3 separate regions of the Mus musculus genome follow, and regions 1 and 3 are each linked to region 2. The links are chromatin loops, found by intact Hi-C in ENCODE. Cell type or tissue: left cerebral cortex. All regions are shown on one strand.

Region 1 (8,000 bases), 180 kb after region 2:
GGGCTCTGTTTTCTTCTGAGGAACGGAGAAGAGACGCTGGTACATTCTTCATGCTCCTCCTGTCAAGGTTGTAGAGAATTAATGTTTCCTTCAACAGTCACCCTAGGGTAGTCCCTAAAATAAGGCGCAGGGCAATGCAGAAAACGCCACAACCCGTTTGTGGGCCTTAGTGAAAAAGAAGTCAAGTCTGTGACATTAACACACATGTCGTTATATGAACGCAGCCAGTTCCTCACCTGCTGCTCTGAGGAGTTGCTGGCATTTCTGGCTGCCACAGAAAACAGGTGATCACTGACAGAGAGCACCAGCCTAGCCTTTGGCCCCTTGCTGCCTCCATAGCCCCGCTCCAGGATGCCAGACCAAAGACCCTTAAGCCATCCTCAAAGGATAAGCCTCCACCCTTTTTTTTAAGCTCTCAGGATACAGGCTCGCCTACTCTTCCTCTCCACCACCCACTCTTCTCCGTGCAGGCTTCTGGTTCCACCCACCTCTGTCCTGAGGGAGCCTCAGGAAAGAGCCCTGGGGCCTCCTCAGCCACCTCAGCACGTGACAGGAATCTATCCTCCCTCAGCTTCCTGGCAAGAAGCTCTTAGTGGCAGTTTCTCTCTTTTTCAGGTGTCTGTCTCTCTCCCTGGGAGTCTGCTCTCAGCTCCCCTCCCTTCCACATTGCCCTCACTCTGTCTCCTCACGACTGGTGGCTCCAGGAAGAGGGTCCTCACAGCCACTACCTTTCCATCATTATCAGCCCCGACCTTAGCTCCCCAGGGACATCCTGACTCAGGTATCTCCTGCAAAGCTACAAATCAGCTGTTCTCTCTGTCCCTCCTCCACTCTCAGAGTTAGCGATGTCCCTGGTAGAGCTGTTGGCCTTATTTTTCAAATCCAACCACTTGCCAAATCTTTGCAACACCACCTTCCTTCCATCCTTATCAAATGTGCAATGTCTGCTCTTGCAGACCGTTGCCAGGTCATCTAATACCCTCTGGGGTGCTCACATCACCCCTATACTCTATATTCTGTAGTCTATTGAGGGTACTCTCGAAGTTTGCTTGGGAGACACTAATTTATCTCTCCCTGGCTCTAAAACCTGCAATGGCTCCCATGACTGATAAATTTCCTGCTGCTGAGCAGGGAATTTAAACTCTTTGTAATCCAAGGTTCTCTTTTATTTTGTCTTTCTGGAGCTGTTCTTCAGTGTCATTTAAATTCCCACTAGTCTTCCCATCTTTTGCCAAACAGGCAGTTTCTCTTATTTGCATCTATCAGCATCCTGCCTTTTCTTTAAGGCGCACCTCAAAATGCCACTTCTACCTGGAAGCCTTCCTGGGTTCTCCTAACCAAGTCCCCTTTCCCTGGTTCACTAGGTTTCGCTAGCCACGGCCACTATACACTGGCTCACCACGTCTGCTACCACGAGTGCTGGGAAACACCAGTTCAAAGCAGATACTCAGAAGCTATGGAAATGTGTTTTCTTCACACCAGGAGCACAGATCACGGGTCGAAAAAATTCAAGGGGCTTAGGAAAGCTGGCGAAGGGGGAGGCAGACTGAAGCTAGGCAGAGTGGCTGCTGTCAGCAAGGCTGTCTTCCTGTAACTGTATCCCCAGGGACCACAGGTACCTCTGCTCAATCTCTCTCTCTCTCTCTCTCTCTCTCTCTCTCTCTCTCTCTCTCTCTCTCTCTCTGTGGTCACTCAGGATATGATTACTGGCATTAGATGCAAGCACATGTTTCTGATCCATTAGTCTGAGTGAGGCTGAGAAACTGAAAAGGGGGCCACCAGGGTATTGCTGTGATTGCTGGCTGGGTTGGTCTAGTTACCACCTCAAAGAGGAGTGAGGTGGAGGAGAGGAAGGATCTAGCAGATGGGGGGGGGGGGTTACGGAAGCAGAGGGAGATGAGAAAAACACAGGGCACCATCCTGGAGGCAGGAGGACGTTCCCTTAAACTGTTATAATTGTTATAATATGGAGGGTGGAGGTGGGGTGCACATGGGTCCCGGACACACATAGGCACCCACCCACAAAGCAACCCGGAGGCTCAGGCTTCTTCTCCCCCACAGGGGGTTGGCCATCAGCCTGACAACCCTAGCGAGCATTGTTGCTCCGGTATACAGTAGCCCACGCAGCATAAATCTGTCTCCCACGCAGGAACAGCCTGAACAGGAGGCTACAGCCCGGTAATGAAGACGTGAACCGCTGAAATGCCGTGTCAGATGGCGGCGGTGACATCTGAAAGCCGTAATTTGCTGCTCGGCATATTTTTGTTCCAGGTACCAGAGCCTGCACAAACGCTGTCGCGTCTCTCCCGAGGCAGCCGCTCTGCTCTCCAGCCTGGCTCTGGGCCAGGTGGTCTTGGCCTTGCCAACAGGTTTCTTTGGTGGAGAGCTCAAGAAGTCTTTGCTTGGATCGTCTGACCAAGCAGAAACCGGGGAGTACCATGAGGTTAAAAGCACCCCTTACTCCCCAAAGTGCAGGTCGCTTGAACCGCCCGTATCCCCTCACCCCAATCTAGTGACCTGACTTCTTAAAGGGTGACTTATAAGGGATCAAAATAATTTTAGCCATGCCAAGGCTGGAGGGCTCTTAAAAAGGAAAGATTACTACAAGCAAGGCACAAGAAACACAGATCTGTTGTTCAGAGCGGCTCGCTCCTTTTTCAATCAGCAGCTTCTCCATTCTTTCTTTCTCTCTTGGTTGATACCTTCCCAGAAGCCCAGCCAAGCAGACAAGCAATTTCTATAAGTATAGGCCTTCAAATGAAAGGTTGTCCTTTGAGCCCTCACTGGCTACCTGGCACTTCAGTGGAATCAGTACCCGTGTTCTAGCCTCTGTCTGTAAGCGAAGAGGGATCTCCCACGGGCACACTCAGGCTATGCTTAAACCACAGGAACTGGGAGATTCACGGTCTGGGCCTAGAGTGGGGCCTTTCACAGCTTAATCCTCCCAGCTGGGCCTCAGCTCCGCAAGCCGCGCATACATCTGTTGACCCGCTGCTCTCTGGATGGCCTCCCTGCCAGGCTCGCTGGAGTGGGCGGAGAGGATAAAGTGACAGTGAACAACAGGAGTCTCAGCTCCTGGCCTGGGTTCCTGAGAGCACAGGCTGCAAAGCAGGCTTAACAGCCTCCAGAAACGCCCGCCCGGAGGGGCAGGGGCAGGACAAGACCTCTTTCACTTAAGTGGAGGGTTTACCTCAAGGACAGGATCTCAAGGACTCCTAGGTGCTCGGTGTAGAATCACCCTGAGACTGGGAGGCACTCTGTAAATGCTTCCCTGGAAAACTTCCGTTGGGCAAACTACTGGGACCAGCAGGTTATTCATCTCCCACAGCATGGTGGTCCAAAGGCAACAGGGAGCAGGCAACAGACTTCTCCACACCCAGAAAAGCCCGCTGTCACCTTCGCTGCTCACGGGCACACTGTCCAACACTGGCTCTTTGAACCACAAACATTTTCTCACCTAGCCAACAGCATAACCCACTTCATAAACTGTGATCATGGGGTCACGCGGAGAGATGATAGAAGACTCGCTTGTTAAATGCAACGTTTTAGGGTTGTTTTTTCCCACTCCTGTATCATTGAGATTAAATTTATGTGTTTTGCTGAAATTCACCTTTTTTATACCTCATTCTTCCACTCCTATGAACGCATGCTTTCATGTAAATTGCATTACAATCAAGATAGAAAACATTTCTACAGTCCCCAGAAGTTCCCGCACGCCCCTTTCTAATCAATCCTGACCCCTCAGCCCCAGCTCCAGGCAGCACTGATCTATTTTCTGTCCCTATGGTTTCCGCTTCTTTCCAGAATGGCACATAAATAGAACCGTACAGTATGTGTACGGCTTCCTGAGTCAGGCTTCGTTCACTTAGCATGATCCATGACTGTGTTAGTAACGTGTTTTCTCTCATCGCTAAGAAGCATGCAGGTATCTGTCACCCATTAACCAGCTGAAGGACGTCTGGATTGCTTCCAGTTTGGGGTGATTATGAGCAAAGTCAGAGTGAACACCCAAACTCGGGGGTTGGTGCGATTGGAAGTTATCATTTCAGTAAATAGCCTGAGCCAGATTGGCTGGTATCAGTGCATTCATAGCTTTGAAAAGTAACTGCCAAACTGTTTTCCAAAACAATCGCAATTTATTCCCACCGGCAGCATAGCTATGATTGTTCCATGGTCCCGTGTTTTTCTGACATGGTTGCAGCTTCTTGTTTGATTGCTATTTTCATGGGTAACTAGCTGTAATTAATTGTAGTGGTATTTTAGTTGTATATCAACAGCGATGCCAAACCCTTTTGTGTGCATACTTACCATCTATATGGCTTCTCTGATAACACATCTGTTAAGATGGTTTGCCTGCATTTTATAGAGCAGTCTGGTTTTTACTTACTACCAAACTGTGAGATTTCCATCTACACACAAGCTCTTTCCCAGATATGTGATTTACAGATGTTTTCTCCACATGTTATTTTTCTTATTCTCTTTATTTTTGGTGTTGTTTTCCATTTCCTTTATTTTTTATTTCTTGAAGAAAAAAAAAGTAAGTTTTTATCAAATCAAGTCTAGTTTATCAGTTAGATAATCTCTTTGGTTTGTATCCAAGAACTCACTGCTTAAGTCAGAACCACGGAGATTTTTCTCCTGAGTGTTTTATAGCAGTCTGTGTCAATGCTGTCTTCTCCTCTGTTTATGTTTATGTAACCCCGCCCACACCACGCTCAACAGTCTGTCCTTCCCTGTATCCAGAGTCTGCTGCCAGTGTGTGCATAGCATTCTCTGGGACTCCCTGCCCTGTTCAATTGATCTAAATGCCTGTCCTTTCTACAGCCTATCCTTTCTGCAGCATGGTTCTCATCATTCCTGTGATAAACGCCTCGGAGTTAAGAGAACGGACTCTTCACCATGAGCCTGTCTCTCATTGGTTGCTTCCTTAAGCTAATTTCCATAATGGTCTCCCAACCATCTTCATGATTTCTATTGGAGAAATGATTTGCTCCCAGGTTGGAGGAGAGCATCTTCGTCCAAGGGGAGTTCACAGTGGGTAGACACGGTGGATCTCTATTTGTATCAGTTTTTTTTTTCACCAAAATCTTATACTTAAAGCAATACAGATCTTTAACACTTTTAAAAACTTTTAATGTGTATCCAGTGCTCTGAGGGGTGCTATTGTAAATGGCACTTTAACTGCAATCGCATTTACTGAATTTCACCGGGTGAGTGTTGGGTGCTTTTGCAGAGAAATGTAGCTGCTTCGCTGGGTCGCTCCTCGATCCAGAGCTGATTACCTCCATTAGTAATTCTATCAGCATTGAAAATCGATGACTCGAAGGTTTCCGAGATCGATTGGTATGATATTACAAGAAGAGACTTTAAAAACTACGCGCAATTTTTTTTCTTGTCTTATCACACACTGCCTAGAACTTCCACAGCTGTTCGGATTTAACTTGTAGGAAGGATTCCCTCCCACCCTGTGTGTGTCTTGAGGGACCTTGCTTAGCTGCTCACCTCTGAGCATCCTGATGGCTGCAGGCATTTTCAACATGCCTTTACAGATGGGGAAGCCTAGTTTGCTGGCCATTTTACTTGTCCTTCTGGTTGTTTGCTTGCTTGTTTGTTTGTTTGTTTGTTTATCATGAATGGATTTTAAATCTATCTGCTGAGATGATCACAGAGTTCTTCCTCTGTAGTCTGTTTATAATGGAGAATTACACTGACCAGTTCTTAAAATGCTTAATCACCACTATATCCCAGATTACAATGCCTACATTCTAAGTGTTCTTGATGAGAATATATAATGTGCTATTTTAGGGGATCAGCCTGCGGAGATCACTCGGGACAGGTTAGGTTGGTAGAGAGGGTCGTCCCATCATGTCTCCTCACTGATTTTGCTCTATGTTCATTAGGCTGATCTAGTTAGTGCTGAGATGGGAGTGTTGAAATCTCTGATTACAATTACCTATCTCTTTTCATCTTTGTTAGTTTTTGTTTCTGTGTTTTGAAGTGTTGATATTAAGTTGGAGCTGCTGTCTTGTGTCTATTTCCCCTTGTTCCATCTGCTGCATCTTTGTTCTCTTCTCCCTGACACTGCATAGCTTGTCCTCCATCTTATTATCTAGCATTGACATCATTTTACTTTTGAAATTTATAGCACCGACTGGAACTAATTACAGCCTATACTCAAATAATAGAAAGCATTGCACCTAAGTGTCACAACTGTAAATATCCAGTCCCTTCAGACCTTTGTCCCATTGTTGTATGTATTGGGTTTTCTGTTTGTTTGTTTGTTTGTTTGTTTGTAATATATTAAACACACACCACAGTCCTACTGTTCAGTTTTAGGTGGCTATCTTTTGTTTAACAGAGTGACTAAAGATGATGTTTTAGATGCCTTGATCTGCACCCACCTTAACCATTTCCAGGGAGGCTTAATTTCTGTGTGCAGATCTAACTGTCTGCAGACATCCCACCCCTCCGCTGAGGAGCTCTTTAAGGCCTCTCTGGGTCTACAGTTGTGGTTGTGGATTCTCTCAGCTCTCGCTCTCTCCAGCGGCCTTTGCTTCACCTCCGTTTGTAAAGCTGTCCTGGATGAGCCGGAGCTTTGAGTTACACAGTTCCCTTTACTGTCTTCTAGAAGACACAGACTCGGAGTGGAAATCGGTTACTCTGTCTGCTGTTTCCTCTCGGGTCTCCGTCTCGTTGGGTTACAGAGGTGTGGGGTGTGAATGCCCCTCTCCTCATCTCCTTACCTTATTCATAAGTTTCCTCCCTGCCCCATCCCCATTCTCTCCTCTGCCCTGTGGGATTTCAACTCCAGGTATATTCAGCCTTTTGATATCAAGCCACACCTCTGGATTTCCTTTCTCTCTCTCTCTCTTTCCCTTCTTTTAGCATTTCATTTGTAGTACTTTTCCTGTGTTGGTAAAACAAACAAACACCAAACAAAAAACACATAGGTAAGTGCTTTATTACTGAGCTACATCCTCTGCCCCTCAGTTTTGAATTTCTGTATTGACCTGTTTCCAGGTTCACTGATTCTCAGTGGTGTTAGTTCCACTTATGAGACCTCCTATCTCTCTTCCCTTCCTCTCCTCCTTTCCTCTCCTCTCCTCTCCTCTCCTCTCCTCTCCTCTCCTCTCCTCTCCTCTCCTCTCCTCTCCTCTCCTCTCCTCTCCTCTCCTCTCTCTTCTCCATTCTTCTTACTTTCCTTCTCTTCTCTCTCCACTTCTTGTCTTTTGACAGAGGATTTTGCTCACTATGTAGCCCAGGCTGGCCTCAGATTTGATTCTCCCTCCTCCACTTCCTGAGAAGCAGGGCCACCACTCTGCCTCTGTTGCCTTGTCCTTGTTGAACTCCTGGTGGTTTTGTTTGTGGCTTACTTATGGTTTCAACTTTCTGATCAGATTCCCATCTCTCCACAGACATTGCCCACTGACTCTAATGCTTTGACACTCCCAATAGCCACTCACTGTGTGTTTCCACAACACTGTGTATTTCCAGGTCCTCTCTGAGTTTGCTTATGTTCCTAACTTCACCCGTTTTTCTTTTCCTTTTTTCCTCCTAGTGCGAAGGACTGCTTGCCTTGAACCCACAACCCTCCTCCCTCATCCTCTCAAGTAGCTGAGGTTAAGGACTGCAGGACCACACCACCCCTTTAACAATGAGTTTACTTCTCTTGCTTCTTTGTTAGTATGTATGTATGTATGTATGTATGTATGTATGTATGTATGTATTTAATAGAGCAGTAGGCGTTGTGTGAAGAATAGTAGAGTCTAAGGCAAATATTATTGATGACTGGAAACAAACACATCAAGCCTTCAATGTAGAGATTTATTTGATCAAATTAGAATTTGAGGGTTGTTTTTGGTTTTTGTTTGTTTGTTTGCTTGCTTGTTTTTGAGTCAAGGTTTCTCTGTGAAGCCCTAACTCTCCTGGAACTCACTCTGTAGATCAGGCTGGCCTTGAACCCAGAGATGTGCGTGCCTCTGCTTCCCTAACGCTGGGTT
Region 2 (8,000 bases):
CGTCTGCTCGTTATTCACCACAGTAATATTTGGGCACTTTGAAAAGAACGATATTTTAAAATGAAGCTATTCCAAGGAGAAGGAAAAATATCTTCATTTGGCATCCACCAGTCATGCAAATTAGCCCAAATAAAAATAAGACTGAAGGCAACTTCGAATATTATTGTACTTTTCCAGGCTCCTGCCAGTCTCTGCTGTCAATTGAAACCACCCTCCATCCTGGGTGACAATGATGTAAGCAGGGCTTATGATCTTGCCCAGATCCGTGCAGAAGCAGGCACTCAGAAAGCATGGATACCAGAGATTCTTTATGCAGATCTTGTTAGAACCTAGTCCTTGAAGTGACATGGCGCTCTCCATGACAGGACTTTGTACAAGTATGTTTCTACAGTGTTGATGATACATTGTTGGTTCATTAAAGATTAGTCTATCAAATATCCTAAGACTCCCCACGTTCTTCCTGGGAGACCAGTCCAAGTACCTGCAGAAGGGGGCAGAATTAGAAGGGTCAGATATGATGCAGACTGTTTAGAAACTCCACACCCCTTGCTATGAAACAGACGTGGAAGTGGATGAAGAATTTCCAGGACCCCTTGTCCAGGAAGTCCTCACAATGGTACCCAAGTCACTCCTCTCGTGCTTCTGAGGCGATGAAGCTGTGTCTTTTCTCTCTCCTTTCACTTCTGTCTGCTCTGCCCCTCTCTTTCTTTTCTGTCCTTAGTCTCTCTTTTGCCTTCTCTCCTTCCTATGTGAATGTACACTGTGTTTGTTCTGGGCTGCAGGGTCACCTCCACTTGCTATACATAAGCCCAGAACTGAAGATACATTCCATGGTTATTTGAGACAATGGTTGATGCTTCTTACTGTTGGTTTCCTAGCGTTGTGATTGAAATGGCATCACTGGATACAGTCTCAAAGTCCTTCCCCCACACTATTTATGGACAGTTCTGAAAGTTCTCAGCCATCTATATTTGTACTAAGCTACTATTTCAGTGTGATGTCAAAGCAACTGGGACAACATCCTCACTTGGCTAGTCACAGAGGAGACAAACATGTTGGTATAGATGTTTTACATTTGTCTTTCAAGGGTCATGAGGTTGGTGGCTGCAGAGATATCACACCAATGGAACCTATGAGCTAGCAATCCTTCCTTCAAAAACAATCTTCTTTCAATAAGTCCTCTCTTTCCTCTTTCCATGTTTTTTTCCCCTTCTCTTCCTTCTCTCCCTCTGGCAAGATCCTGTTCTTCAGCTTAGAAAACTTTCCTGTGTGGAACATACAGGAGCTGTATGGAGAAGGACAGAGCCATCCAAAGGAGGCTGAGCAGATTTCTGAACTGCCCCATGGACCCCACTCTCCCACTTGGTTTTGTTTGCTGCCAAAGCAATACCCTATACCTCAGTAAAGTATGACCCCTTCACCAATGATGCTTTGTTCAGTCTTCATTACAGGCCACATTTTCTCTGGGATTTCCTCTAACCTTAGTTCTCAATCCTCCCAGCAGATCAGACTTGCGATTTCAGTCATGTGGTCTCAGTATTATGCACACTCCTTGATCCATTAACTCTCCTAGAGCTAGTTCTTTATATTGGCATGTATTCAGGCATAACAGTAGCCATCAGAGATGAGTAAGACCTTTGTTGAATAAGTAATAAATGTTGCTGAATTGGAATATTATGCAGTCATTTCTTATAATATAAAAGATCAACAACATGGAAAAGCATCTCCAATATATTATTTAGCAGAGAGAAAAACATAGCTATAAATAGTGTTGTTTACAGCACCTGGTGGCACAGGCCTGAAGGCATAGCCACTCAGGAGACTGAGGTGGGAGGATTGCAAGTTCAAGGCCAACCTGGACAACTTAGCGAAGCCCTGACTTGATTCCAAAGTTGAAGGAAGGCTGAGGTGATATAGCTCAGTGGGAAAGTGCTTTCTAGCATGAGCCAGGCCCTGAGATCAAGCCCCAGCATCACATGAACTAAAGATGACTCTTCCATTTAATAAAATACACACACACACACACACACACACACACACACACACACACGAGTCTGCACAAACGTGTGTACATGTTCACACACTATTAGAATATTTATCAAAACAAATAATTTACTGTCTCAGTAACAAGGTTAAAAGATATTTTTGCTTATCAATTTGATAATTTTTAATTGTTTTGTTTTAATGCATTTTCTGGAATGTAGTACTCAGCATTTATGTTGTGCATGAACTTTTGTGGTTGTATTGAAATATGATTTCCCACTTCTTAAAAATGTTAGAACTGAACTAAGGTGGGCGAGCATTCTTGAGTAAGGCACAAAGACCATTCACAGGGTTCAAAGGTCAACTAGGAAGATAGCCGTGCAAGATGAAAAGAACAGGAGTAGAGTCAAAGAAGGATGTGGGGCATGAGGGACACAAGGTGACAGGAACTTGCAGTGTGGACTATCTTCAGGTCATAGAAAGGGATGTGGGTGAGGTCAGTGTTTCTATAGTGACAAAACCAATTCAATAATAATAGCAGCCCAATGATTACACAGTCTGTGAAGGGAACACTGAAGAGGGTGCTGAGGTCTTGAAGGGCCACTGATTCTCCTGTGTGCGATGGATGTGTTTGATGGTGAAACAAACAGAACCCGTGTGAAGAGTCGTGTTTCTGGGGCTTGGGAGATGGCTCGTGGTTAAGAACACTCACTGCCCTTGTGAAGGACCTGGATTCTGCTCCCAGCATCCAGATGATAGCTCACAACCATTTGAATTTCAGTTCTAGAGCTTCGGACATCCTCTTCTGGCCTCTGAGTGCACAAAACAAACACATGGTGCACATATATGCAGGTATGAACAAAATACTCATACACATAAAATAAACAAATATTTTTTAAAAGTTAAAACAACAGCAAAAGGATCAGGTTTCCACTGGGGCAAAAGGGCTAAACCAAATGAAATTGCCAGAGGTCATTGCCAGGCCTTCAGCTTAGCTAGCCAGGGACACCCACTGGTGTGTGAGCCACAGTTCTCTTGTTAGGTATGGAATTCACAGTTCTCTGATGGAGACAGACTTGTGGCCAAACTCTAGGCAGGCCATCCCCAGCACTCCAGGGGAGGTGGGTGTGGTCCTCAGCTTTTCAAGATTATTCTGCCAGGTTTGTCTGAAGGTGTTTGTTAAAGAGCTATCAAATGTAACCTTACTATGAAATTCAGATTACAGAGAACATTGTAATAGTTCCTTCTGGAATGAAAGATGAAATGTACTAACTGAGTCCTGCAGATGAGAGAGCTAAATGATCTTTGAAAGAGAGATAGAAAAAACAACCCCACCAAAGAAACCAAACAAAAACAAAACAAAACAAATTCTTGTTACTTAATGTAATAAAGATACTTGCATCATTTTGGGAAAATTGGAAAAGTACCAGAAAAGAAGTCAAAATAACAGCAGTAACAAAAAAAATATTTTTTTTTGATGAAGAATTAAAAATCTCTGCTCCTTGGTATCTAACCCCAATCCTAAATTAAGCACAGTGCTTACACTTGGGGGAAAATATAGAACAGTTCTCCTTGAAAAGAATTCTTGGCAGCATACACCACCAGGGTGATTGGCTATGGCGACTCCAGCGTGTTTGTTTATTTGTGTCTAAAATCTTTAGTGCCTTGCAAGTGGGCCCTGTTGCCCACACTTCCAGTTTCGATTGACAGCCCTGAGAGTTGCTCCATTCACAGCCATCAAAGACATATTCCTTCAAGCTTAGCATAATCCTTTTTGAAGGGCTGCAACAGCCAGTGTTATACTTGAGGAAGAATTTTCAGCCGTGGAGGAAGGAGATCAAAGGGGTTTTCTGTGATTGTTTTTCTTTTTTGGATAAAAATTCATTTGACAAGAAAATTAAATTGACCAGAATGTAATAGCCTCCTCTCTTTCTTACTCATTTAGTCAACCAGTCAGTGAAGGCCAACTGAAGGCATTCTGTGCCAGGCTCAGTGCTGGCTAAGGAGTGATGAAAGCCTGGTTTCAACCCTCAGGGACTTCAAAATCTAACTAGATGCACCTACCTATGAGAGTCTAGTGACATGTGCACTGATACTAAAGACGTCATATGGAGCTGGTCTTGGCCATTTCCCCAAATGCAGATTTTTCCCTTGTCCTGCAAGGTCTCTGCTGCCATCATCTTACTGGGGATGAATTTCCTCTAAAGCCAGGGAGATGACCTTCTCCTGCCCCTCCTGCCTCATTCCACCACTCTGCCCCACATCAGTCTGCTATGTAGGCCTCGGGTTCTGTAGAACTCGGGTTCTGGCTTTGGATTTGATTTAGCCAGTTCAGGGTGGTAGGAGGCAAATGAGAGGCGGGACAGTGGGTTTGTGGTGGTGTGTGTGCCCCCTCTTCCTGTCTCATCACTTGTGACCATTTGACTAAAGAATGCTCCCCCACTTCTCCCCCCACCCCCCGTAGGCTTATGTATGCTTGAATGCTTGGTCCTCAGCTAGTGGAACTGTTTGGGAAGAATCAAAGGGCGTGGCCTTGTTGGAGAAGGTGTGTATTGTTGGAGGAGTAGGTCACTGAGTCAGTGGGGTGGGCTTTGTGGTTTTAAAAGCCCAGATTGGACCCAGTTTCTCTCTGTGTCTCTCTGTCTGTCTGTCTGTCTGTCTGTCTGTCTCTCTCTCTGCTGCTGCTGATCAGGACATAGCTCTCAGCTAATGCTCCAATGCCATGCCTACCTGCTGCTACCATGCTTCGTGTCTTGATGGTCATGGACTCATCCTCTGAAACTGGAAGCAAGTCCCCAGTTGAATGCTTTCTTTTTTATAAGTTTCCTTAATGGTGACGTTTCACTGCGGCAATAGTGACCCTAAGACATCACCCTAGGAAAACAGCAGTGGGAACTGACTTCCACACAATATCCTCTCTGCCCCAGGAGGCATAGCAGCTCACTGGTGTTTGTCAGGTCACTTCACTGTCTCCTTCAGTTTCCTAAATACAACTTGCACTTTGTGGGATTTTTGTTTGTTTGTTTTGCTTCATTGATTTCCGTGGGGCTGGAGATGGAACCCGGGGCTTTGTGCATGCTAGGTAAGCACCCTCAGCCCAGGCCTTTGTGAATGGCCCCACTACGACACACTCACCCAGCTTGATGGGCTACTTACCTCATGTCTTCCTCACACAAAGGGGCAAAGGCCTTCTTCATTAAAGGAAGCAACACAGGATCCATTTTTGACTAGTTCTGAGGCCAAAAATGATGGAACACCCAGGAAGCCTTGAAGTAAATCTTCTTGCTTATTGTGGCAGTTCAGCAGGTCACAGATTTTAAAGCCCTCCTGTCTGGTTTATTTTACCAACTGGGAAACTATTTCCTTGCCGCTTCTATCTCAGGGCCCAGTTCCCAGCATCCACCCAGCCCTGTCCACACAGGCCGGAACAGTGGCCTCCCATCTTTTGTTTTGTCTGGGATGGGTTCCTGCCACAGGCTGGGCCATCAAGCATGAGGGACTGTGTCTCACTGGTTTCTAACAGGACTAAGCCTTGTGTCTGTTCCCCAACTGAGGTGCACATGTCCGCTCTCTCTGCAGCTGAAACCCTGTAAGCCATCTCGCACTCAGGAATTCTGAAGCACATGATTAGCTGTCCTTAGCAGGGTTCAGTGGCTGAGATCTAGCTACTGCCACAGGCTACCAGAGCCAACTGCTGGTGCTCTTGGAACAGTGCCTAGATACAGTCTCTGCTTTGCGTTTAGTATAGATCGTGTGTTGTGACCAGTGTATAAGCAGACAGGCCGCATGGGCTAACGCCAGCTCACGAAGTAGAGTTGCTGCATGTATAGACTGTCCTCAGGGCTGCTCCAGGTACTCTCTCAGGAGGCTGGGTCCATATTACATTCAGAAAGTAGAAACGAATGGATGAGTTAGACTGTTGATAACAAGAGGAGAGAGTGTAGCAGCTATCAAGCCTTAGCTTCAACTCTGTGCGTTCTTCTCTTCTTTACCTTTGAATACATACCTACCACACTCCTCCCCATTTAAAGACTGTGTTCCTTCCCTCGATGAACACCGTGCTGGTTAGTTGTTTTGTTCTGTTTCATTTTAATCAACATGACATAAGTCAGGGTTTATCTGGGAAGAGGGACTCTCCATTGAGAAAATGTCACCATCAGATTGACCCCCTAGGCAAGCCTGCTGGGCATTTTCTTGATTAATGACTGATGTGGGAAGGCAGCGGTCCCTCTGGGTAAGTGGTCCTATGGTGTATGAGAAAACAGGCTGAGCAACTCACGGGAAACAAGTCAGTAAGCAGCCCTCCTCCATGGGCCAGCCTGGACTGGAACCATAGGCTGACACAAACCCTCCCCTCCCCACACTGCTTTTGGTCAGGGTTTTATCACAGAAATAGAATGCCAACTAGGACAAACACAGAAAGCATTTACGTTTTCACTAATGACATCCAAGGACCCGGATCTACTACAATTTTAAAGTTAACATTTACTTCTAAAGACCATAGATCTAAAACCATCCAAACTCACTTCCAGGTCTCACGGTTTGGATTGTGAGACACATTCAGCGTTTTGACCATCCCTGTATAATGAGGATATTTCTATCGTCGCATGAACTATGCGAACTGACCCTGATGTACTGAGAGGGAATTAACAAATTCTCTTGAACAAAATCGCTGATTCCACAGCATTAGTGACAATTTGCTGTCCAATTAGCAGATGCTAAAGTTTTATCGAATGAATCACTTGGGAAAGTTTTGTGTACTGTCGGGGTGGTATAAAATGGATCTTAAATGTTTCCCACAGGCCTGTGTGATGACAGCTCCGTCTCTGGTCCATGGTACTATTGGGAAGGGCTGGAACCTTGAGCCTACTGGGAGAACTTGGGTCATTGGAGGGTAGTCCCTTGAAAGGACTGCAGGACTGTCTTCCCTGCATCTCACTTGCTTCTTTGCAGCCATGACATAAGCAACTTGATTAAAACATAAGCTCTTGCCATGATATCCTGCCTTGTCATGGACCCTAAATGGGGCCAAGTACATACATATATGAAACCTCTCAATCATGATTTATAATAATCCCTTTATGCTTCCGTTATTTATCTCACTGTTTGTTACAGTAACAAAAAGCCAAGCAACCCATGGGTATGCTTTTCTCTCTCATTCTGTATTTACTAGTTTTCCCATTTATTTATTTATTTATTTATTCGCGTTACATACAGATCTTAGCCCTGCCTCTCCTCCCAGACCCCCATGACCTCCTCCCCCATGTTACTTTATTTTTAAAGTTGAAGACAAAAGGTAAGTATATGAAGGACTGCGGAGATGGATCAGTTGGTAAAGCACTCTCCATGCAAGCACAGGACCTGAGTTTGGTCCTCAGCATCCATGTAAAAGCCAAGTGTGGCTGTGGGAATCTGCAATCCCAGCAAGATAGAAGTGGAGACCCGAGGCTTCCTGGGGCTTTCTGGCCAGCCCTTCTGAATCAGTGAGCTCCAGGTTTAAGAAAGACTCTGTCTCCAAGGGGGGGGGGGCATTTGTGGGAGATGCCCAACATTGACCTATAGCCTCCACATGCACCTGTACTCTGTACCTACATTCTAACACACACACACACACACACACACACACACACACATACACACACACAGGGCTGCCTGTCCATCAGTTCCGAAGTTGAGTATGTAACAATGCTAGATAGTAGTCTGAAGAGTTCACAGGCTATTAAAAACATTAACATGGTGTTACAGCATTCCCCTGGGATAGAAATAATTGCCTTATAAGTGGGAAACTGTCCTCAGAGTGAACATGTCAGAAGTGTCCAACTGGAAGCAAGAAGAGACAGAGAGAGAAACACGACTCCTGATTTGGATTGCACTACTTTAATCGCTAAGCTGCACTCAGGTTACGCTAAAGAGATATAATGGCACATTTGACGGGCGCCTTCACATCTAGATCAGATAGGAGCCCTCACAGTCCCGAGTCGAGTCTTTCTTCCTTTCTGCCGAGGATGTCACTCAAA
Region 3 (8,000 bases), 160 kb before region 2:
ATGTGACCTTGTTGGAGGACGTGTGTCACTGAGGGTGGGCTTTAGGTTTCAAAAGCCCATGCCAGGCCCAGTCTCTCCCTTCGCTTTTAGATCAGGATGTAGCTCTCAGCCATTGCTCCAGTGCATGTGTGCTGCCATGCTCCCTGCCATGCTGGTGACAGAATAAACCTCTGAAACTGTAAGCAAATCCCCAGGTAAATGCTTTCTTTTATAAATGTATTGTATGGTCCGCGTGTGTGAACATGTTCACATGTGTATGGGTGCTTGCTTGCCATGCTGTCAAAGCTGTCTTTGTTGGTTGTGGGTGTCCCTCACTGTAGTCACCAAGGCAGGGTCTCTCACTTGAATCGTAATTATCATTCTGGGCTGGCTGAGCTAGCCAGCTTGTTCTGGGAATCCTTGTCTCTTCTTCACTAGAATTACAGGTGGGCTGCCATATCTGCCCAGCATTTAAATAGCTTCTTGGGCTCCAAACTCCAGTACTTACATTTACACGGTAAGCTTTTGTAACTACTGAGCTACCTCCCCAGCCCAGCCGTGGAGTGAATATACTAGAGTATTCAAGGCAGGTACAGTTCTGTGCACTGATGGCCCAAGTCACTCAGGAGACTAAAGTAGGAAGATTACTCTAGTTCAGAATTCCAGGACCAACCTGGGGAACATAATGAGAGCCCATCTTTAAAAATAGGCCTGGCTGATTGTCACTGCCCTAAATCTAGCTGCATGACTGCTTTGTTTTCTCTTGTGTTTTGTTTCTTTAGAAACTCGGGCATGCGTAATGAAAGCTCATGGGTTGCTAGTACTTGTGTAGCTGGGGTAGGGCAGTTCAGAGGCCTTTTGAATGTCCTCCTGGGCAGTCTCTGATCATATTTCCTATACCAGTCCCCTTGGCTGAAAATCCATTAGTCTCTTGACTTTTCATGCGAATTGAAATTGCTATATTGAAAATCATATTCCAAAGCTGAAGCAAAGTAATGCTCCTCTTTTACAAAGCCATCTCGTTGTGTTTACCTTGATGTTAACCGTGCTTTCTCATTTATCTGATACGTATTATTGTCTGGCAGGATATTGTGCCATATGTAATGATTATAATTTAGAAATGAAAACCACTACTTGTCTTCCTCCCTCCCCTTTGGTTGTTGCTGGCTCTGTGGATTTTTTTCCTCTCCCTCTCTGCCTGTAAACATCTATAAAATGAGTAAGAGTAAATGAATTACACAGGTGTAATCCCATTGAAGGTTCTGGAAACAGCCTTTAGCCTCCAGATCCAAGCTCTTACGGTCTGTGTCAGATCAGAAGTGCGAGATAGAATCACAGCTCTGTTATTCAAGGTTTGCTTTTTGCTAATTTTATGGGGAACATAAAAGCTAATGTAAAGCATCTGTCACATCCTTGACCCCCTTGAAGAAACCTGTATCCATGGCAGCCAGAAGCAGGGAGGAGGAGGAGATCCCCAGGTTTACACACAGCATCTCAGAAAAAAAAAAAAAAAAGAAGAAGTGCTTATCTCTTGAGTGTCCTTCCCTGCTGTGCCGATGCACTGATAAGGTTAGGGTTTCATTCTATCAAATCAGCACTCATTAATTGGGCTCATCTCCTCTTCCCAGTGCTAGAATTACAGCAGTGAACAAATCACACAAGAATCCTCCTGTCCCATCACCCGGAGCCCACTTACACTATGACTAAACAAGATAGAAAAAAATGTTGCACATAACAAGCTCTTCACACAAAACTGGTTAAGGCAAGAGTTAGGGGCCTAATCTTTCAAGGCTGCAGCTGGGCTTTTCCATTGAATAGGCTGGGTGCCAAAGACCTCACTGATAAAATGATGCTTGGGCAGATATCAGAAGGAGGGAGAGCCCCAGTGCAGATTTCTGGATGTAGAGACTCCCAAGCTTGGAGACAGCCTGTGCAAAGACCCTGAGACTGAGGCTTGGCAGAGGGAGTAGCAATACTCATGTGTCCCCAGTCAAATGAGAACAAAGGAAGGAACCAAGTGCATAGAGATTTAGAAGTCCGTGTATTATAGGGCTTTCTAGGACCAAGGAAGGCCCTGAGATCCTCTGGGAGGAGTTGGAAATCCCTGAAGAGTTTCAGATAGAGAAATGGTCCATTTCAAACAAAACACCTAACACAGCTTCATAAGAGTTAGGGAGTTGGGCTTTCAACGGTAAGACAGGCTGCTGCAGGAAAACCTGACAAGAGATCATGGTGGCTCGGAGGAAGGTGGCAGGTGGTGCTGAGATAGAGTTTACTGAGGTTGTAAGTTGAGGGCAGAGCCAATGGAATCTGCCAACAGATTGAGTGTGGGATCCCTTCACAGACCGATTCTCTGAAATCGTTACTTAAGGTGCACGAGGAGTTCTGGACGCCTCTTCCTGAGGATAGACACTCAGCATTACATCACTGGCCACATTTGGAATTTCTTTCTTTCTTTGCTGCGTTTTGTACTGAGCACATCTACAGCATTTGCAAGGCCAGAGAAATATCATTTCTGTGCCTTTCTGTTTTTGGACTGCAGATTCTTGCTGCCACAGAGAAGCATCCCTACAGAAGTGCTGCAATCCTCTTGGGTCCAAGAACAACACACACATCCATCCTTCTGCTCACCACTGCCTCCCTGCATCAATTATGCCTCCACCGTAATCTCCGATGTCTCCTTCCTCCAGACTCTGCTCCAAGCTGTAACTGATTCATGTTCAGCCTGATGCAATAATCTTTACACTGACTCTTCTGTTTTCATGCTTCCAGAAAACTAGCAGCTTGCAGCCAAAATTACCCTTGTCCAGTTTCATTTCCATCCACTTGCTGTCCCTCTGAGAGTCCTGTCTCTGCCTCTCTCTCTCTCTCTCTCTCTCTCTCTCTCTCTCTCCTCCCCCTTTCCCTCCCTCCTTTTCTCTCTCCCACTAAATTGAAATAGTTTAGCATATTCTTTGTACACACTCTCACCCTGTCCTTTTCATCTTTAGCACATACCTATGTAATTTTGGGTTCTCTCCGGCAAGCCACCTAGAGAACTGAGTACATCAGGTAAACACCAGGTATGAATCAGAAACACCGTCATCCGATTTTCTGGTTATCACTGCCTAGAATGTGAGAATGGAACACAAATAGTAAATAGGACCACAAGGGGTAATTCTTTACTCTGCAGACCTTAATTTTCCTTCTAAGTGTAATAAACAGCTGACCTGAGAGTGCATAGTCATTTCTGGAGCTTGATCAATACTTCTGGCTCTGTGACTTCAGATACACAAAGAGAATTGTATCTTCTGGTCCTTTTGGGGGTAGATGAAGCCATGAGACTAACTCTGGCTAATAATGTAAAAAGGTTGCATCCATCATGATGACTCCCCCCCATCCCTTGGTCACTGGTGGTGTTCTGATTTATTGAATGGCTCTGACATATAGCTCTTTTGGCAACCTGGCAAATATATGGCATAGCCAATAAACTTTTTTTTTGACTACTGAGATTTTAGGATTCTTACTACAGTATGATCTATGTCTCTCTTTTTTTTCCCCCCATGGTACTGGGAATCAAATACAGAGACACATCTATGCTGCTAGGTATATACTTTGCCACTGAGCTAAGCCCTGTTCCAACCTAGCCCATGCTAGCTTGATTTATTCAAGTTACCTGTTTCTGTAATAGGTACTTAAGAAGTGACTTTAAAGCAGATGAAACCTTGAATGAATAATAAGGCCTTGCCTAAGTAGGTATCAGACTGACTGATTCTAGCCCTGGAGGCCTTAGGAACTAAGGGAGTAAAAGGAAGATCAGCCCTGGCTTTAGGTAAGGGGAGATAACCTGATGGCAAACTCACATAAGACATCTATCTATAAGGGCTTTCTAGGGTTGGAACTCACATAAGACATCTATAAGGGCTTTCTAGGGTTGGAACTGAGCTTTCTTGCTTTGCCTCAACCAAGCAGCCACATAGCTGGGGTCCTATCTGCTCAGGAAGGAATTTCCATCACAGACGATGACAAGAAGTGAAGGCGGGAAGGGCCACCTGCTCTGCTTCATGACTTCCAGAGAGGCAAGTGCACATGCCCCATGACCTGTTCGCCCAAGCCTGTGGTACTGACACAAGCACGTGACTGTGGACAATGCCCGTGGACAGCTCAAGCAAGGTCAGGAGAAAGCCAACATTCTCGATGCCGTCTAAGTACCACAGAGTGGCAAAGAAATGACTTCTGCTTCCTGTAGAGACCATTAGCTAAATTGCAATATCTCATTCTTGGACTGCCTTTGCCAGGGTATTGTTTCTTGCTTTGAACCTGGGAAAGGGAAGGAAGAGGCAGGCGACCGTCTACCTCCCTCTTCTTTTCTATGAAACCCACTGTTTAGAAGGACGCTTTGTTTTTAATTGGCAGGGGGAGGCTAGTGAGAGCCGCTAGCTTTCTGCTTGTGTTATGATTTTGTGACAGTGTGAAGTCAATCTTTGAGCAGTTACAGCTCTCCAGAGCTGTCAGTAACTCAGAGACTTCAACTCTGATTAAAACTCATGACTAGAAGAAATTACCATAATTCGGTGACAGGCCCAGAGAGAAAGCCGTGATGATACGCATAACAGTGTGCCAGTGAAGAGGGCACCACGGCGAGTGCTTTACTTTAGTACCTAGGACTTTCCTCAGGGTTACCACTGGGGACCATCATCGTCTTGTCAATGAAAGTGAGCCAGTGTGTGCTTGGCCTGCCTCAGATACTCACCTTGGGGAGGAAAAGAGGTCAGGCATATTCACCTGCAGTGATTTTTCTATTGGACGCCATGTTGTGAAAACAGAAGCTATCTGACCTGTGTGGTGAAAGGACCAGCAGAGAACGGAATTCAAAGTTCCAGTCCAATAAGCCAATTAATTGTCTGAACCCCTCTGACCACCTATAACAAAGCCTCTCATGTCAGGGTTCTCAGAAACACACTATGCTGTTCCTTCTGTCACCAAGCTGTCCTTCTGCCCCCAGGCCACAACAGGCTGCTTCCTGTTACTCTACCCTGATTGGGCCCCTTGCATGCCTTTCACACATATCCATTCTTTTTAGGTGACACTAGGACCTTGGTAGGTTCTTTTGAGCTCAGCCACTAACTCTGCTAATGGCTTAAGGCCTGGGATGTTCTGGCTGCATCTTAACCATGAACTTTTCAGTTTGAAGCCCAAAGTATTAGAATTTAGCCTACACGGGTAGGCTGATTGATGTTGGGGAGGTGAGTCTGTCTGGGGGGAGGGTTCTAATCATACCAGGTAACTATTGTATCCCTCCAGTGAAATGGTGCAGTGCCCTGCTGGTGTTGTGGGACTGTGTAACTCTCTCTACTTCTGTTCAGTCAGATAGAATGTCACTTCCTCCACACAATCTTCCTTTATTAAAAAGTAGGTTGCACTGTGTGATGGCACTCTCTCTCTCAAGTATGTGTGTGTGTGTGTGTGTGTGTGTGTGTGTGTGTGAGAGAGAGAGAGAGAGAGAGAGAGAGAGAGAGAGGCAACATGTCTAAAAGATACAGGTAAACAGCTGTCAATAGTTCTGAATGTCTAAAAAAGCAATGGTCATTCTATTACTAGGTGGGCAAGCTGTATTGCAAGCAGATTTCCTCTGTTTAAATAATTATTTCAGTCTAAAGTCTCCATTTACCAGTGTTCATTTATGGACTAAAGTCTACACTCCGCTTATATTTTAGCATGGGAAGGACTCTGTTTTAATCACATATGCATATGAATACTTGCACAGACGTACACACAGAATGTTCTGTGAGGGTGATATTTTATATCAAGCCCAAAAGATTCTAGGATAAGTGGAAATAAGTATTTGTATAGAAATTTAACAAGTAAATATAAAAATATTGAGACTGTGAAAACTTTTGACTTAGCAATTCTACATCTAAGAATTTATTTTAGAGACAATTAGAGATGTTCAGGAAGAATTTTGTAAGGACAGTTGAGGAATTTCATTAGAGTACTATTAATAACAAAATATTAAAAATAATTAACACTTAATAATTGAGGGTTGATAAGAGGTACATTCATATAACATTGTTGAATTAAATACATATAACTTTTTTTACTTTTGTTTATTTTATGTCTATAAGTGGTTTTGTCTGTATGAATATGCATATGTGCATCATGAGTATGCAGTCCCTGCAGAGGTCAGAGGAGGACATCAGATCTCCTGGCGTTGGAGCTGGAAGGTTGTGAGCCGCCATGTAGGCACTGGGAACTGAACCCAGGTCCTCTGTAGGATCAACAAGTGTTCTTAACTGCTGAGCCACATCTAGAACCCCAACATAAACATTAATTTACAGGATTAGAATGTACACCAGGATCTCTGGTTACATTTTAATGTTTATGGCGGTTTTTAAATTTATTATTTGTATTTTAAACTGCTAAGGAGAATGATTACTTTTATAGTAAAAATAAAACGGTGATTGAAAACATGAAATTTGGTTTATATAAATGGCTTAGGGATGAGGACACTTGCCAGCAAGCCTGGCAACCTGGCTTCAGTCAGTGCCTGGGATCCGAATGCAGAAGGAGAGAACAGACTTCCTGACCTCACCCTCTGGCCTTCACATGCTCTCTGCGGTGTGTATGTTTCCAACACAAACAAATACATGTAGTTAAAAAAATTAGTACATAAATCTCATTTGTTCAAATTTTAACTCAGAAAACATATTGAGGTCTTATGTAATGCATACACAAATAGGAAAGATTGGCAAACAATGGAACTTCCAAAAATTGTTGGGACCATTTAGGAAAAACATTCTATTTGGAGAATTAGAGAAAAAAAAGTTGGAATCTCCCCCTTCTTACAGCATATTATTTATTTTAACCTTTGATTTTCATATCTGTATGAAGGAGACAACAAATTATTTCCTAGAGCTATTGTGAAAATTGTTGGGGGAAACAATCAAAAACATTACTTATTTCTAGTGGAACAATGTATAACTACTCAGAACTTAGGGTGCACAATGAAAGGCTGATGCAGGTGAGGCAGGTCTGTCTGGGGGACACATGTGACAGTCACTCCTACCTTGTCCATCTTAGTCTCCTGCTAGAGTGACACTGGCTGTGAGATTTGCCCCCTCATTCATACCAACGGGTTGCTATCTTAAAATGCACTGTAATTATTATTCAGGTATCGCACACCATTGTAAAAGGTTGGTTTATACCCCCAGATTCTAAAAGAAGGGGGAAACCAGGCTCCCGGGACAAGGGCTACAGAGGGAAGGGCAAACTGGTCGGGGCACAGAGGAAGCAAGTACAAATGTGAGTGACCTCTTTTGTCCTGCTGGCTTGAATGTCTGCAGCAGTCTCCAAGGCGTGGCCTGGCCCAGCCCTTAGTTGTCTGGTGTTTGGCCCTGGAGCAAGTAACATACAGCAGGTAGATGGGAGCCCAGAGTGTGGGGCTGCCACAAGGAAGGTGCTTGGAAAGGTAGCTTGTGAATCAGGTGGTTTACTAATGTCGGATACGCTGCAGCCCGGCAGGGGCTTACAATGCCTCCAGGTGCCTGCTTATCAAAACTACAAAATAAACAGATCCGTGAAGAATCGGGTTGGGCCAAATTAGCACTGTGATATCACATCACATCCCTGTGGAGAAGGGTCAGGAAATTGGTGCAGTTTGGAACCTTTGCCAACTTCTGTTTTCAAGAATTGAAATTACAGTAATTTTTTTTTCATCTTTCTAGTTGAGTGTAAAAGCCATCGTAAAAGTCAGTGGCCTAAGATGAAAGCTGTTCTCTTTGCTCATGATTCTGCAATTAGAGCTAAACTCAGCTGGGTGGTTCTTTTGCTGGCCTTACCAATGGTCTCTCAAAAAAGTTCATTGAGTTCACTCGATAGCTACGGGCCAGGCTCAGCTGAAGGCTGGCAAGACTGGGCCTCTTCCCACCCTTCTCCGATGATAGCTTCATTCTTGACTTCTATCTTCACATAGAAAGTAGACATTCTCCGTACCTCTCCAGGATTGTCAAGAACGCAGAATCAGAAGTCCACCCATCACACTA

What was found. A loop is a pair of places that touch in the nucleus more often than their neighbours do. Peaks named below come from ENCODE experiments on the same cell type or tissue, not always from the same donor. Only the 100,000 strongest peaks of a DNase experiment are listed, where the experiment ranks them.
Region 1: it touches region 2 in a loop (2.7-fold over the local background); 2 of 42 quality-filtered maps call a loop at or near these places.
Region 3: a loop joins it to region 2, with 2.9 times the contacts of the local background. A loop is called at or near these places in 3 of 42 quality-filtered maps.

Annotation. Positions count from the first base shown.
Region 1 is chr3:85,181,078-85,189,077 of GRCm38, reverse strand. No RefSeq gene overlaps it. Among named protein-coding and RNA genes, the nearest start is that of Gm31096, 63 kb to the right of the region's middle. In left cerebral cortex, no CTCF peak of the experiment used is centred here; DNase peaks (open chromatin) are centred at 2,715, 2,813, 3,874, 4,713 and 3 more places; H3K4me3 peaks cover 490 bases; H3K27ac peaks cover 4,813 bases.
Region 2 is chr3:85,360,757-85,368,756 of GRCm38, reverse strand. No RefSeq gene overlaps it. Among named protein-coding and RNA genes, the nearest start is that of Gm52637, 21 kb to the left of the region's middle. In left cerebral cortex, no CTCF peak of the experiment used is centred here; DNase peaks (open chromatin) are centred at 3,661, 3,941, 5,691, 7,925 and 2 more places; H3K27ac peaks cover 4,641 bases.
Region 3 is chr3:85,525,352-85,533,351 of GRCm38, reverse strand. It overlaps Gm3740. Among named protein-coding and RNA genes, the nearest start is that of Gm31419, 38 kb to the right of the region's middle. In left cerebral cortex, no CTCF peak of the experiment used is centred here; DNase peaks (open chromatin) are centred at 1,782, 2,430, 2,534 and 3,036; H3K27ac peaks cover 6,353 bases.